2 separate regions of the Homo sapiens genome follow, and region 1 is linked to region 2. A link is an interaction called in ENCODE POLR2A ChIA-PET data of the cell type or tissue named here. Cell type or tissue: OCI-LY7. All regions are shown on one strand. Each heading gives the region's core, and the rest is flanking DNA. Links, peaks and the distances in the headings are about the cores only. Region 1 overlaps LINC01599 (long intergenic non-protein coding RNA 1599). Region 2 has its middle 14 kb from the start of ARF6.

What was found. ChIA-PET counts read pairs that join two places held together with the same protein. Peaks named below come from ENCODE experiments on the same cell type or tissue, not always from the same donor. Only the 100,000 strongest peaks of a DNase experiment are listed, where the experiment ranks them.
Region 1: POLR2A ChIA-PET joins it to region 2 with 5 read pairs; 16 of 35 experiments call an interaction of 5 or more read pairs at or near these places.

What each region holds. Positions count from the first base shown.
Region 1 is chr14:50,016,683-50,025,015 of GRCh38, forward strand. The region is part of intron 6 of LINC01599 (long intergenic non-protein coding RNA 1599); the gene reads right to left. Among named protein-coding and RNA genes, the nearest start is that of LINC01588, 13 kb to the left of the region's middle. RefSeq lists a silencer at 4,687-4,746. In OCI-LY7, for the core only: no CTCF peak of the experiment used is centred there; no DNase peak of the experiment used is centred there.
Region 2 is chr14:49,875,352-49,883,684 of GRCh38, forward strand. No RefSeq gene overlaps it. Among named protein-coding and RNA genes, the nearest start is that of ARF6, 14 kb to the right of the region's middle. RefSeq lists a silencer at 4,619-4,678 and an enhancer at 7,340-7,923. In OCI-LY7, for the core only: CTCF peaks have their summits at 4,560 (motif pointing right), 4,762 and 4,964; DNase peaks (open chromatin) are centred at 4,540 and 5,010; H3K4me3 peaks cover 292 bases; H3K27ac peaks cover 1,159 bases.

The sequences.
Region 1 (8,333 bases), core at 324-8,323, 140 kb after region 2:
AAGAGATGAATTCATTTCCTGTGTGTCTTTTTTTTTTTTTTTTTTTTTTTGAGATGGAGTCTCTCTGTGTCGCCCAGGCTAGAGTGCAGTGGCACGATCTCAGCTCACTGCTGTAAGCTCCGACTCCCGGGTTCATGCCATTCTCCTGCCTCAGCCTCCCGAGTAGCTGGAACTACAGGCGCCCGCCACCATGCCCGGCTAATTTTTTTTTGTATTTGTAGTAGAGACAGGCTTTCACTGTGTTAGCCAGGATGGTCTCGATCTCCTGACCTTGTGATCCGCCTGCCTCAGCCTCCCAATTGCTGGGATAACAGGCGTGAGCCACCACGCCCAGCCTCCTGTGTGTCTTATTCCAATTCAATTCAGCAGCATTCTTTGAACCCCTACTGATACCAGGCTCTATGTGATGGATTAAGACAGCTCACAATGAGAAGAGGGGCAGAGGGATAGCCTGCTGCCTGGGCGCTGATGTCCTCATTGATTCTCAGTTAGGGCAAAACCTCAGGGAGTTCCATATGTAGCCCTGGGCTCTCTCTTCTGGTCTCAGCATTTGAAAACCTCCTCGGGAACCCCAGCAACTCTTTAGCTTAATAAATGAGAGGAGGATGGTCTTGGTGAGACCGCTGAGGAATATTTGACATCGCTCAGGTCCTGGCCCACACCCCCCCGAGTCACCAGGTGAATGAAGCAGAAATGTGTCTGCCTTGGGCAGAGCCATGGCTGCTTTCTCTCTTCATGGTCTCCAAATTGAGGGGGAGGGGAATTGACAGCTTTTCCCTTTGGCTTCACTCTCCCCTCATTTCTTTCTGCAAGGAGTCTCAGGATCTCTTTTCATTTTCACATAGAAACAACCCCTGCCTCCAAACCCTTGGAGTCTTTCTCAGAGAATTCCATCTTGGCTGTTTCCTTCAGCATCGACAAAAGCTGGACCATCACAAGGGGCTTCTCCTCCTTATTTTTGAAAGAAGAGCACAAGAAAAGAGCCTTCCAAAGTGAGCCCCAAATGCTGACTTGCTGCTCCCCCATTAAAGTCGGTGTTGGCCCTCACTCTGTCTTATTTTAAGCAGCAGTGCTTCTGTAGAGCAGAGCTAAAGATTCAGCAAGACAGGATAGGTCTTTTATGGCTGCCCCCAGGTCTGCCCTCAGAGACTTCCAGAAAAGCCTTCCTCTCTGTCACTTTGCCTGATTCGCCATTAGCATTCCTGCAGCAGGTCAGCAGGTCTTGGGTACCCAAGTTCCAGCTACATGAGCTATAAAATCCCAAGCAGAACTGGAGCATCAAATTGCTGTGGGTTCATTTTTGGCTGGCAGGCCTCTTCTATTAGCACCATAAACACCACCACTATCCCCACAACACACACAGAGAAATACAGCCTGAGGATAAGAAGGCACATTGAGGAGCTGAGGGCGCTGGTGAGGAGGGGACTGGTCCACTAGCCATGACGAGGAATCCCTTTACAAAGGGGCCAGCTTTGATGTGGGAGTGGAGCAGGGAAATCTAGAAAGCCTCCATCAGAGACGGAATCCAAGACCTGCAGTCCCAGGACTCTGGTTCTGTTTAGACTCTTAGGTTATTCCTCCTTATGGGAAATCCTGGAACTGGACCAGCTTCTGTGATAACCTGCAACCCTGGGGACACATTCAATTTGCAGATGTGTTGCACAATATTGAGCAAAGGTTGATTCAACATTTATAAGCTGGGAGTCGCAGATTCATGGCTTCTTTTGGAGAAACAGTAGGTATTGGTACCCCAGGCCCTCGTGGCCAAATAGACTGGGCCTTTTAAATAGAGTGAATGACTCACAAGTTTGCACTTTCCACCGCTCCCTGTGACAGCCCTCATAAGAGGCCAGGTGATCCTGACCTTGCACGTGCACTGCTGTTTATTCTTATAGTGGAAAAACGTTTCTCTGTATACTCATTGCCATCAAACGTGATTTCCCACACAGGACTTCCCTGACTCCTGAAGGTATTTGATTTTGCAACCCCTGATCTAAAGCGCCTTGATTAGCCTGGATTGTTTCAATCACAAGGGATGGAAGATAAACCCATCCAATTTAAACAAAAATAAAAAGAGAGGCTGACAGGCTCCCGGTGCTGGGAAGGATTCCTGGGCAGTCACAGAATGGAAGGAGGGACTGCAGGAATCACAGAAAATGACCAGTGAACTCTGCCAGGATTCTGTCTCCAGCTCTCCTTCCTGCCTGTCTCTGTCTTTGGATGTTGGCCTCATTCTCTTTCGGCAGAGACGCCTTTGCCACGTGGTGAGGATCATGGCCACCAGAAGTCCCAATTTAGAAATCCCAGTAGAAAAAAGAGCTTCCTGTCTCCAGTTCTGAAAATCAATCCCAGGAAAGGATGCTGGCCTCACTTGGGTCATATGCTATAGAGCTGAAGGCTATTTTCTTTTCAAATCAAACACTTATGTAGCTAGTCACTGTTCTAAGCAGGTCACGAATATTAACTTATTTAAACCATATTTTAAAGAGCCTATGAGTTAGGTGTCATTATTGCCTCCATTGCAAATAAAGAAAGTGAGCCCCAGAGATGTTAAGTGGCTATCCCAAGGCCACAAAGCTATTAATTAATGGAGTTGACATTTGAAGCCAGCCAGCCTGGCTCCAGGGACTATGCTTGTACCCCATTGTATGGTTGTGCAGGTTTGTACCACATAACTCCAGGAAAGCAACCACTGAACTTACACAGAGCATGACCTGTACAGGTGTTGTGGAGAGCCTGCACGTGCCTGAAATTTAATAACCAGTCCTAGAATTTGACCTGTTTTGGATATTCCGGCTCAGTTTCTACATCTGTAAAGTGAGAGGATAAGCGTTATCTTCTGGGATTGTTAGGATTTGGGGAGATAAGTAACCATCTAGCATGGCTCTCGGCACAAAGAATGCTCTAGAAAAGGTCAGCCATTAAAGACTTAACTTTCTTCCTGGCTCTCATGGGCAGGTGTCATTCCCAGCCCTCTGCTCTCACTTATGACAACATCTAGTCTGTACCTCTGAGAATTACACAGGCCCTGCCACCTCTCCTAGTTTAGCCTTGGCTTTCTAGGATGAAACATAAGCCCTGCTCCCTGTTAAGGAGGGTTGCAAAGGGCAGGGATAAGGCCAGGTGCTGAGTATGTGGGTGGATGGGTGGGTGGTGGCTGAGGGGAATCAGGGCAAGTGATGGAAGAACACCAGGTGCTTTCATGATGAACTGTGATGTGGGTGAATGAGATGAAATACAAAGGAAAAGGAGCAGAAAGAGAGGCAGGGAGAATGCAACTACCAAAACAAGTAAAATTCTGTGACTGATCATTGAGCTTTACAGTTAAAGGAAACTTAGAGGTGATCCAGTTGAGAGGCTATTCAACCTTTTTTTAAAAATAAGATCTTACGCAGGACCCAATTCTGCAAAATGGATAGAGGCAAGGTGCCCTGGATGGGTGAGGGCAGGGGACTTAGGGAGCTGTTAGTTTGGCTTTCCTGTTGCCCTGCACGCAGGGCTCCTATGAACAAAGTTTGAAAACCAGACCTGGGTCAATCCAGGATCCAACACCACCACAAATATTACCCACTTTGTTTGTACTCTACAAATAAATTATGTCATTATTCATGCCACAGCTTAATATCTAAAGAAATGGCCATTTTATTTGCTCATGATTCTGTGGGGCAGCCATTTGGGCTGGGCTCAGCAGGGTGGTTTTCTAAAGTTACTTCTGCAGCCACTGTCATCTAGAGGCTTGAATGGGGCTGGATCTTTTAAGATGACCTCACTCACATGTCTGGGGGTTGGTACTGGCTGTTGGCTGGGTTTCTCTCTATGTATGGTCTCTCATCCTCAAAGAGGCTATTCTGGGATTCTTTACATGTAGTACCAAGTTCTAAGAGGGCAAGAATGGAAGTTGAAAGGCCTCTTGAGCTAGAAAGTCACATAGAATCACTTTTGTTACATTCTACTGGTCAATGCCAGTCACAAGTTGCTTTTCCCAGAATCAAAGAGTGGAAAAATAGACTCTTGATGAGAAGAATGTCAAAGTCACATGGAAAAGAGTTGTTTGTACAGGAATGGGAGAATTTTTGACTATTTTTTTTTTGCAACCTACCACATTGCCTTATTTTCTATAACCTTTTTTTAATAAATTTGGCATGTATCTGGGTATACAGATTTATAGTATGTGTGGGAGAATGTGGCAAACTCTGCTAGTTCTCTACTCATTATTCATTCTCCATTTCTTTTCTTTTTTTATCTTTCTCCATTTTTTTCTTATTAACACAACCTCAGTTATTTTTTCTCAGGGTGGCAATGTGCCCAGTTACAAATATTCATATCCCCAGATTCCCTCACAGCCAGGGTCACTGCATGACCCAGTTCTGGACAATGAATGTAACTAGAAGTTTCCTGGGCAGGGGCTCCAGGAAGGCTGTTAATTTCTGTATAAAAGGGAACAGACTCAGTAGCACTTGCCTTTTTTCTTTTTCCCTTTTTCCTTTCTGTCTCATTCTTGTCTGGATCACATATGCCACATTTAAGGGTAGAGCAGCCATCCTGAAATCATGAGAATAATGAAAAACATGGCAGAATAGAAGAACTGAAGAAACCTGATCTCTAATGGCATCACAGGACCCCTATTCTGGTCCTGGACTCCCTACCTCTGGGCTTCTTTTTGTCTAAGAAAAATAAGCCCTAATTGGTTAAGTCACTAGAGTTGTGGTTTCTTCTACCGAAACTGGAAGTGATGAGGAGACGAGGCTGAGAAAGAAATCAGGAGGCTGACTGCGAAGATCCATGACTATTAAGAAGACACCATAGCTGCTATGAAAACTGAAATGAGTTTCTGCCTTTTATGTGCATAGATGTTTGTGTGTATTTGGATGTGCATGAGTCTAGACAGATGTGAGTTTGGGTGTGGGGGTGGGAGTGAATGTGTGTATGTAAGGAAATGCTATAGTTGTTGCAAAATTTAAAATCAAATCAGAGTCCAGATTTTCAAAAACTGAAATAATAAGTTAAAATGAAAAGGTAAGTTTAGTGGTGATGACTATAAACCTTGTACTTGGGAATTTTAAAATATATCAGGATGGGAGGGTCTAGTTTCACAGCCTGGGGGTTTGAGTTGTCTGCAAAGGCTCAGAATGAGCTCACAGAGTGAGCTGTTGTGCCAAGAGCTGTGGCTCGCCCTCCAACTGAAGTGTTCATCTAGGATCCAGAGCACAGGGCAGAATTCCCTCAAGCTCTGTATGGTCAGAGCTCTGGGAGCAAGCATCATGTTTATCCCAGGACTGGTTAATGGAGCCCATCCAGAGGAAGACCGAGATGCCATCCAGGGATCTGGGAAAGTTTAAGCTGGACAAGAGAAGACTTGGAGGGGCCTGATAATAACTGTAATACGCGTTGATCATTATGTACAAACTATGCCTAAAACCTGGTTTCTTAAACCAACAATAACCGTTCATTTGTTCACAGTTCTGCAGTCTGGGCCAGGGAGCTTTCCTCTGTGCCATGTGGTGTCATGGTGTTGGCTGGGCTCCTTGATAGATCTGGGGCCAGCTGGTAAGTCAACTGGGGTTGGAGGAGCCCTGATGGCTTCACTCACACATCTATGGCCTCAGCTGGAATGGGCACATCCCTTCTCATGTTCTTTCACCATTCTTCTCCACAGAGCCTCTCATACTCAGGGAGGCTAGCCTAGACTTCATGACTTCTCAAGGCAGCAAGACAGTGAAAGTGGCTGCTACAGGGCTCTAAAAGCCCGGGCTCAGAATTTCTGTTGCTTTCCACTGGACTGAGAAACTCACAAGAGCAGCCAAAGTAAGAATGTAGAAAGTGACTACACAAAAGTACAAATTCAGGAGTGTGACTGATTGAGGACCACTTTGTGGCAGTCTATCAAAAAACTAGTATCTATAATTTCTATGGTCTTTATAGTTCACAAAGGACATTTACTTGCACTAACTTAATTTTATCCTTACCACTAAACTGAGATATGGTTAGTGGTGTGCTGGTAAAACAACAAACAAACAAAAAGCCCTCATTGGTAGCATTTGCCAATTTCCATGGTATAAATATCCTACAGTACCAAGTTCAAGAGACCAATATGAGATCACTCATTGCAGAAGTATAGATACACTGCCTGCAATGGGGGGTAGTATCTCTACTTGCAAATGAGGTTATGGGACTTTTTCAAATTCACACGCAATCAATAGGGGCGGAGCTGAGACTCACCCAAGACCCAAACTGTATGCTTTAGTCACAACATCACCTTGCCTCATAGCAATTTTCTTCAAACATCTGAAAGATTGCTATAGAGAAGGAGTAGCCCTATGCTAGGTTGCCCCAGGAGGTAAAGTAAGAGTTGTTTTGTTTTCTTTTGTTTGAGACGGAGTCTTGCTCTGTGGCCCAGGCTGGAGCGCAGTGGCACAATCTCGGCTCACTGCAACCTCTGCCTCCTGGGTTCAAGTGATTCTCCTGCCTCAGCCTCCTGAATAGCTGGGACTATAGGCACGTACCACCACACCTGGCTAATTTTTGTGTTTTTTTTTTTTTTTTTTTTTTTAGTAGAGACAGGGTTTCACCGTGTTGGCCAGGCTGGTCTTGAACTCCTGACCTTGTGATCTGCCCACCTTGGCCTCCCAAAGTACTGGGATTGCAGGCGTGAGCCACCGTGCCTGACCTGTAAAGTAAGAGTTAATACAAATGAGTTTCAGAGAGGCTGACTTTAGTATAAGAAAGTCAATATGAAAATCAGTTCTACAATAATAGAGTCATCCAAAGAGAATGAATTGCTTTGTATCATCATGGTCTTCCTATCATGAAGGTGTTTGTCAGAGGCTAGACCCTTGAAGATTTCAGAATTAACAAAGAGGTTAAATTAGATGGCCTCTAAAGTTCCATTTATCTCTTGGATTCTGGTTGTTTAAGAGCGTTTTGAAATCCAGATCCGGAATCACTTAATGTCCTTTTGAGACTGAAGAAGGCAAGTGAAGGGAAGAGAAAGGAAGGGAAGAAAGAGGGAAGGTGAGTGTTAAATTTTGGGAGGAGCTTGGCCAGATGAGAAGTCCCAGTCCTGGAGAGCTAGCTGTCCTGAGTAATTCAGGGATGGAACATGGGTCTTCACGAGGGTAACTGACTCTGCTCCAGCTCGCAGAGCCATATGACTCATAATATGAAAGCACAACCTTTATTTTATCCCAAGCCAGTTCAAATGGCAGCAGAGAGCCCCGATCTTGTGTCTGAAATGTTAGGATGTTCTCAGTGTAGCAGGATGCAACCGCAGATCTTAGCTGTTTACAAATCCTCTTTCTTTCCAATCAGGCTTCTTTATTTTTTCTCAGAAGGAAACCTTGCTGAGGATTTTGGCAGTTAACTCTCTTTGGCTCAAACAGAACCCAACTCCTCCTACCCCACACTGCCCCAGCTCAGCTCTGCAGGGGTCTTAGGGGATCTGCTTGGAGTCTGGCCATCTCCCCGCTTAGCCCTGGGGGCTTCCTGGGCAGTTACAGGTTGCGGTTTTATACTGAGAACTACAAAACTGGAAGCTTTCCTGAAGGAGCAGCTCAAAACTTGAGGATGAAATCTCAGCATTTGAGAATAAACACCCAGGATATTTCCTGGGATGACTCAGGCTTCACCAAACACGCCAAGAAATTACACGGGTAATTGTAAGGCTTTGGTGCTTCCAGGGAATGCTCAAGATGGTTACTGAAGTAGATAACTCATCTCTGAGAATAAGTCATTCTCCTTAAAAACTGCAAAGTCCATGCATCTCCAGTTCTGAGGAGCTGGTATTTCCCTGTGCCAAACTCAAAGAAAGGAAGGCAAGTTGACTGAGTGAAACCCGGCCTTTCTCTTTCAGCAGGCAGCTCCCAGAGCAGAAGCAGCCCCATCAGAGATTTTCCAGCCTGGTGTGGTGGCTCCCGCCTGTAATCCCAGCACTTTGGGAGGCCAACGTGGGAGGATCACTTGAGCACAGCAGTACAAGGCCAGCCTGGGCAACATAACGAGACTCTGCCTCTAAAAAAAATATTTTTTAAGTTGGCCAAGCATGGTGGTGTACACCTGTAGTTCCAGCTACTTAGGAGGCTGAAGTGGGAGGATGGCTTGAGCCCAGGGATTTGAGGCTGCAGTGAGCTATGATTGTGCCACTGCACTCCAGCCTGGGCAACAGAGCAAGACCCTGTCTCAAAGAAAAAAAAATTCTAAGGGCACTTTAACATCGAGGTTCCCTGGTGCCCATTCAATAATATGCTCCGTGAGGTCCAGCAGATCCCAGTTACCAGTGGGTAGAAGGATCTGGAAGGGTTGGGCAGGATGTGAAATAAGAAGCAATGATGGTCTCA
Region 2 (8,333 bases), core at 57-8,056:
GTAGTACCAGCTACTCGGGAGGCTGAGGCAGGAGAATCGCTTGAACCCGGGAGGCGGAGCTTGTAGTGAGCTGAGATCCCACCACTGCACTCCATTCTGTGCAACAGAGTGAGACTCTGTCTCAAAAAAAAACAAAAAGAAAAGAAAAGAAATATAGGTCTGTAGTTTTATATTCTTTGTGTGTGTGTGCACTTATTTGTACTGAATTATCTGGTTTTAGTATCAACTTCACAAAATAACTGAGAAGTATTCCCTCCTCTTATATATCCTGAAACTATTAAAATGTTGGGTAGCAATCTCCTGGAACATAAAGGTGCATCCTATAACCATCTGGGTCATGAGATTTCTTTTTTGGCAGTTTTAAAATTATAAATTCAATTTCCTTAATGATTACAGGCTACTAGGTTGGGCGCAGTGGCTCACACCTGTAATGCCTGTAATCCCAGCAATTTGGGAGGCGGAGGCAGGAGGATCACATGATGTCAAGAATTTGAGACCAGCCTGGCTAATATGACAAAACCCCGTCTCTACTAAAAATACAAAAATTAGCCGGGTGTGGTGACAGGTGACTGTAATCCCAGCTATTTGGGAGGGTGAGGCACGAGAATCGCTTAAACTCAGGAGGCGAAGGTTGCAGTGAGCCGAGATTGCGTCACTGCACTCCAGCCTGGGTGACAGAGTGAGACTGTGTCTGAAAAAAAGAAAAAAATTAATAATAATAATAGGCTGCTAAAATTATCTATTTTATATTGGGCGAGTTGGGGTACTTTGCGCTTTTGAGAAATTGGTCTTTTCACGTGCATTGTCAAGTGTATGTGTATACAGTTGTTTGTAGCATTCTGTTATTATTTTGATATCTGCAGGGTCTATAGTGATATCTCATGTTTCACTTCTGTTATTGGTAATTTATGTCTTCTTTCTTTTTTTCTTTTTAGTCGTGATAGCAGTTGTTGCTTTAACTGATATTTTCAAAGAACAAGCTCTTTGTCTCATTGATTTTCTCTATTGTTTTTCTCGTCTCGATTTTATTGATTTCTACTCTTATTATTTCTTTCCTTTTATTGCTTTGGATTTATTTTGCTCTTTTTAAAGTAGGTTCTTGAGATGGGAGTTTAGAATATTAGTTTGTGAGTTTTCCTCTTCTAATGTGCGCATTTAGTGCTATAAATTTCTCTCTAAGCAGTACGTTAGCTGTGTCCTTATAATTATGATATACTGTATTTTCTTTTTTTTTTTCATAGAGGTAGGGTCTCACCTTGTCACCCAGGTTGGTCTCAAACTCCTAGCTTCAAGCAATCCTCCTGCCTCAGCCTGATATGTTGTATTTTCATCTTTTTCTTTTTTTTTCTTTTTCTATTTTTTGAGACAAGGTCTTGACCTGTTGCCCAGGCTGGAGTTCAGCGACGTGATCATGGCTGGCTGCCACCTGTCACCCCAGGGCTGAAGTAACCCTCCTGCCTCAGCCTCCTGAGTAGCTGGGACTATAGGCAAGCACCACCAAGCCTGGCTTTTTTTTTTTTTTTAAAGAGATGGGGTCTCACTATGTTGCCCAGGCTGGTCTTGAACTCCTGGGCTCAACAGATCCTCCCGCCTTGGCCTCCCAAAGTTCTGGGATTATAGGCATGAGCCACCGCACCTGGCCTGTATTTCCATTTTCATTTATTTCAATGTATTTTCATTTCCCTGAGACTTACTTTTTGGCCCATGGATTATTCAGAAGCATGTTGTTTATTTTCCAAGTGTTTAGAGACTTCCCTGCTACCTTTCTGTTATTGATTTCTACTTTGAGTCCATTGTAGCTGGAGAACATACTCTGTATCATTTCTTTTTTTTTTTTTTTTTTGAGATGGAGTTTCACTTTTTTTGAGATGGATTTTCGCTCTTGTTGCCCAGGCTGGAGTGCAATGGTGTGATCTCGGCTTACTGCAACATCCGCCTCCTGGGTTCAAGCAATTCTCCTGCCTCAGCCTCCCTAGTAGCTGGGATTACAGGCAGGCAGCTGCCACCACGCCCAGCGAATTTCTTGTATTTTTAGTAGAGACTGGGATTCACTATATTGGCCAGGCTGGTCTTGAATTCCTGACCTCAGGAAATCCACCCGCCTCAGCCTCCCAAAGTGCTGAGATTACAGGTGTGAGCCACCGTGCCCAGCCCCGCTTCAATTCTTTATATATTTATTGAGGTTTGTTTTATAGCCCAGGGTATGGTCTATTTTGGTATATGTTCCATGGGCACTTGATAATAAGATACGTGATATGTTGTCTTTCAGTCCTCAGTTTTTGCTGATATTTATGTTCTTTTATTCTTCTCTGCTTATAATTGTCTTATTTATTTATTTATTTATTTATTTATTTTTGAGATGGAGTTTCGCTCTTGTTGCCCAGGCTGAAGTGCAATGGTGCAATCTCGGCTCACCACAACCTCCGCCTCCTGGGTTCAAGCAATTCTCCTGCCTCAGCCTCCCAAGTAGCTGGGATTACAGGCATGCGCCACCACAACTGGCTAATTTTGTATTTTTAGTAGAGACGGGGTTTCTCCACGTTGGTCAGTCTGGTCTCGAACTCTCGACCTCAGGTGATCCACCCGCCTCGGCCTCCCAAAGTGCTGGGGTTACAGGCATGAGTCACCGCACACAGCCCTTTTCTTTTTTCTTTATGAGCAAGGACTTGAGCAATAATTGTCTTTACTATGCCCTCTACATACATTTAGAACTACATTGGAGAGTTATAACTTTTACTTCAATCATCAAACATAATTTAGAAAACTCAAGAGGAGAAGAAAAATCGATTGCATTTACCCATATTTTTGCTTACCATGTTCTTTCTTGCTTCCTGATGTACCAACATTCCTTTTTCTAAAAAAAATCCTTTCCTTTCTGTTTAGAGAAATTCCAACTTCTTTTAGCTATTTTTTTAAAAATTGTAGAGATGGAGCCAGGTGCAGTGGCTCACGCCTGTAATCCAAGCACTTTGGGAGGCCGAGACGGGTGGATCACCTGAGGTCAGGAGTTCAAGACCAGCCTGGCCAATATGGTGAAACCCCATCTCTACTAAAAATACAAAAATTAGTCGGGCCTGGTGGCGCATGCCTGTAATTCCAGTTACTCAGGAGGCTAAGGCAGGAGAATTGCTTGAACCCAGGAGGTGGAGGCTGCAGTGAGCCGAGATTATGCCACTGCACTCCAGCCTGGGCAACAGAGCAAGACTCTGTCTCAAGAAGAATTTAAAAATTAAAAAAAAATTGTGGAGATGCGGGTCTCACTATGTTGTCTCGGCTGGTCTCAAACTCCTTGCCTCAAATGATCCTCCTGCCTCGGCCTCCCAAAGTGCTGGGATTACAGGTGTGAGTCACTGTGCCCAGCCCTTCTTTATATCTTCTTTATCTCTGCTGAGACTTTCTATTTCTTTGCTGAGACTATTTTTTAATTGTTTCAAGTGTGTTCATAATTGCTAATTAAAGCATTTTTTATGCTGGCTGCAGTAAAAACTTTGTCATATTATTCTAACATCTTTTTCATCTTGATGCTGACATTTATTGTCTTTTTTCATTCAATTTGATATATTGTTATAATGAGTGATTTTTGGTGGTGACCTGAATATTCTGAGTATTATGTTATAAGACTCTGGATGTTATTTATTTTTAATTTAATTAATTAATTTATTTATTTATTTTGAGATGGAATCTCCCTCTGTTGCCCAGGCTGGAGTGCAGTGGCAGGATCTCGGCTCACTAAACCTCTGACTCCCGAGTTCAAGCTATTATCCTGCCTCAGCCTCCCAAGTAGCTGGGATTACAGGTGCATGCCACCACACCCAACTAATTTTTATATTTTTAGCAGAGATAGGGTTTCACCATGTTGGCCAGGCTGGTCTCGACCACCTGACCTCAAGTGATCCACCCGACTTGGCCTCCCAAACTGCTGGGATTGTAGGTGTGAGCCATCCCACCCGGCCTAATTTTAATTTTTAATTAAGATTCCCCATTGTTAAGCAATGAACCTTATTTATTTATTGAGATGGAGTCTCACTGTGTCACCATCTCGGCTCACTTCAACCTCTGCCTCCTGGGGTCAAGTGATCCTCATGCTCATGCCTTAGCCTCCCAAATAGCTGGGATCACAAACCTGTACCACCACACCTGGCTTTTTTCTTTTTCTCTTTTTTTTTTTTTTTTTGAGACAGAGTCTCACTCTGTCGCCCAGGCTGGAGTGCAGTGGCATGATCTCGGCTCACTGCAACCTCTGCCTCCTGGGTTCATGTGATTCTCCCGCCGCAGCCTCTGGAGTAGCTACGACTACAGGTGCACACCACCATGCCCAGCTAATTTTTTGTATTTTTTGTAGAGATGGGGTTTCACCATGTTGGCCAGGCTGGTCTTGAACTCCTGACCTCAGGTGATCTGCAGCGCCTCAGCCTCCCAAAGTGCTGCGATTACAGGTGTGACTCACCCCACCCGGCCACTGCACCCAGCTGGATCTTACTTAAACTTCTGTTTTAGCTGGCCTCCTCTAACACCAGCAAGGAAAGAGGAGCACTACCTTGTTACTGCCAGATGGGGGCAGATGTCCAGGTTCCTCATTTGGCCTCTGTTGACAACCTAGGAGTGGCTCCTTGTTACTACAAGGTGAGGGTGGGAGTACTCGCTCCCCACTAGGCCTCCAGTGATAGCTCCCTGGCTGGAAAGCGTAAGAGTACATTATGCTCCCCATGGGGTTTTCACTGACTCTATACCACAAGGGAGGCTGGTATTGGGGGTGAGGGAGTAAAAGAAAAAAACCTGTTTTCCAGCGGGGCGCAGTGGCTCACGCCTGTAATACTAGCACTTTGGGAGGCCAAGGTGGGTGGATCACCTGAGGTCGGGAGTTTGAGACCAGCCTGGCCAACGTGGCGAAACCTCCGTCTCTACAAAAAATACAAAAAATTAGCCGGGTGTGGTGGCAGTCGCCTATAATCCCAGCTACTAGGCAGGGTGAGGCAGGAGACTCGCTTGAACCTGGGGGGCGGCGGAGGTTGCAGTAAGCCTAGGTGGCACCACTTCACTCCAGCCTGGGCAAAAGAGTGAAACTCTGTCTCAAAAAAAAAAAAAAAAGAAGAAGAAAAAAACTGTTTTCCTGTACACTCATGAAACTTCTGACACCAAATGTGTGGAGTTTTCCCTCACAGTAAGCAATTCTCCAGCTCTCTAGATCCCAGTCGGGTGTACTACAATTATGACAGTAACTACCCAGAATTAGCACAGACCACACAGGTTAAGGGTTCAGTCTCACAAGACTATCCCAGTTCAGAAGTCAGTCTCAAATTCCAAGTTGTGACTTGTACTTCTGACCCACTGGCTATAAATCAGGGGCTCCCATGACTCCCTCCTGGGGCTTGATAATTTGCTGGATGGCTCGAGGAACTCAGGAAAGCACTTTACTTGCAATTACCCGTTTATTATAAAGAATACAATTCAGGAAGAGCCAAATGAAAGAGATGGATTGGGGCCAGGCACAGTGGCTCACGTTTGTAATTCCAGCACTTTGAGAAGTGGTAGTAGGTGGATTGCTTGAGTCCAGGAGTTTGAGACCAGCCTGGGCAACACAGTGAGACTGTCTCAAAAAAAAAAAACAAAAACAAAAACAAAGAAAGAGATACATTGGGCAAGGTATAGGAATGGATGGGCTGTATGAGGGTTCCAGGCCCTTGCTAGAGGTGCCACCCTTCTAGCACCTCAGTGTGTTCACCAACCCAGAACCTCTCCAAACCTTGTCGGTTAGGGATTTTATGGAGGTTCTATTATGTAGGCATGATTAATTAAGTCAGTGGCCATTGGTGACTAAGATCCTCTCCCTTCCCTGGAGTTCAAGGTGTGGGACTGAACATTCTATCCAGGGTTGGTTCCTCTGGCAACTAACCCCTATCCTCTAAGAGTTACCTCATTAGCATAAATTCAGGAATGGTTAAACGGGCTTATTACTGTTAACTTAAAAAAAATCACAAGATTTATAAATTTAGAAGTGGAGACTTTATTTCTTGTAAAGTGTTACAGCCTGCAAGGTGGCCATCCCAGAGGCTGGGAAACGCAGCCTCCAGTAGAGACCTGGAAACAGGCATTTCAAAGGAGGAGGGGCTGGGGTAGGAGCTTTATGCTGAAGGAGTTGGCTAAACATACATATTTAACAGGCTAGAGGAGGAGCTATGAATATTCATGAAGGTGGTCCTGGTGCATGCATGTTGAATAAACATGCATGTTACTTATGAACTATGTTCACCTTGGGGTGGAGACTCAACATTTAAATGTATTACGGTTAGGCCCTATTCATCAGAGGTCTTTTCAGGACACAAAAGGACTTTTAAGCACGCAGTCTACGTAAACTGGCTAGACCCAGTCCTTGGTCAGTGGTCTTCTTATCAGGAGAAAGTTACTGAAATCAATCTCTTGTCCAATCAGAGCTGTAGTTATGGCTTATGGAACAAAGTCAGTTGGTCAGCATGTGGTGGTTGTAAGCTGCAACTGCTTCAACATTGTTTATCTCAAGGCCAGTGCTTATTTAGCTGCTAGAGAAAAAGAAAAACCTTGTGGTGGTTAGGACATAGGTTATTCTTTAAGTGTAGGAGTGCATGGCTTAACACTTGCCTGGCATGGCCTTAGATCCTGTTTATAATTTGTATCTTATTATCATAAAGATAATCTGTTCTGTCAGTCTTTTTTTTTTTTTTTTTTTTTTTGAGATGGAGCTTCGCTCTTTTGCCCAGGCTGGAGTGCAATGGCGCGATCTTGGCTCACCACAACCTCCGCCTCCCAGGTTCAAGTCATTCTCTTGCCTCAGCCTCTTGTGTAGCTGGGATTACAGGCATGTGCCACCACACGTGGCTAATTTTGTATTTTTAGTAGAGACGGGGTTTCTCCATATTGGTCAGGCTGGTCTCGAACTCCCGACCTCAGGTGATCTGCCCGCCTCGGCCTCCCAAAGTGTTGGGATTACAGCCGTGAGCTACTGTGCCCTTCTGTCAGTCTTTTTGAGACAGGGTCTTGCTCTGTTACCCAGGCTGGAGTGCCAGGGCACAATCATGGCTCACTGCAGCCTCGAACTCCAGGCTCAAGTGATCCTCCACCTCACCCTTCCAAGTAGTTGGTACCACGGGTGTGCACCACCATGACCAGCTAATTTTATTTTATTTTACTTTTGTAGATGCGGAGGGTGGGAGGGTGGTCTCCCTGTGGTGTTCAAGTGAAACCCCATTGCAAAATTGGAACTGACGCAGGGAAAGAGATCTGAACCTAACCAACTCCAACTTGCTTCTAATCTCCTATCTGTCCTTGTTCATTCCTGGGCATAGGCCAAAGTAACTTTGGGAGGCACTTAGTTTTTAGTTTATGGTTTAAAGCAAAGATGATAACAGCCCTTTCCCAAAACAAACCCCTTTCTTGCCTGGAGACTAGGCTGCCTTTGTGGGACTAACAAACTAGCCAAAAGATTAAAAATTATGGTTTAGGAGTCATGCAGCTGGAGGCGATAAGATTCTGACCCTTCCCAAATTGCTCCTGGGGCTAACATCACTATTGTAAAGATTCAGATCAGTGCTTGAGATATTTTGCAAACTCTGAACTTGATGGATCAACTGGCACCACCCAGACTGATACATTGACTCATGTGATCTTGTTGCCCCCACCCAGGAACTGACTCAGCGCAAGAGGAAAGCTTCAACTCCCTTCCATTTCGTCTCCTACTTGACCAATCAGCACTCTTGACTCACTGGCTGCCCCCTCACCCACCAAGTTGTCCTTAAAAACTCCGATCCTGGGCTCGGTGGGGTGGCTCACGTCTGTAATCCCAGCACTTTGGGAGGCAGAGGCGGGCGGATCAATTTGAGACCAGCCTGGCCAACATGGCAAAAACCCATCTCTACTAAAAATACAAAAATTAGTCTGGCGTGATGGCACGCCTGTAATCCCAGTTACTCGAGAGGCTGAGGCAGGAGAATCGCTTGCCTCCCTTGCTGGGAGGCTGAGGTTGCAGTGAGATTGCACCACTGCACTCCAGCCTGGGCAACAGAGTGAGACTACCTCTCAAAAAAAACGAAAAACAAAACAACAAAAATCCTACTCTGATCCCTGAATGCTCCGGGAGACTGATTCGAATAACAATAAAACTCTGGTCTCCAGCACAGCTGGCTCTGCATGAATAACTTTCTCTATTGCCATTCCCCTGTCTTGATAAATCGGCTCTGCCTAAACAGTGGGCAAGGTGAACCCATTGGGCAGTTACACAGGCTGGTCTCTAACTCCTGGACTCAAGCAATCCTTCGCCTCGGGCTCTCAAAGTATTGGGATTACAGACATGAGGCTCTGTG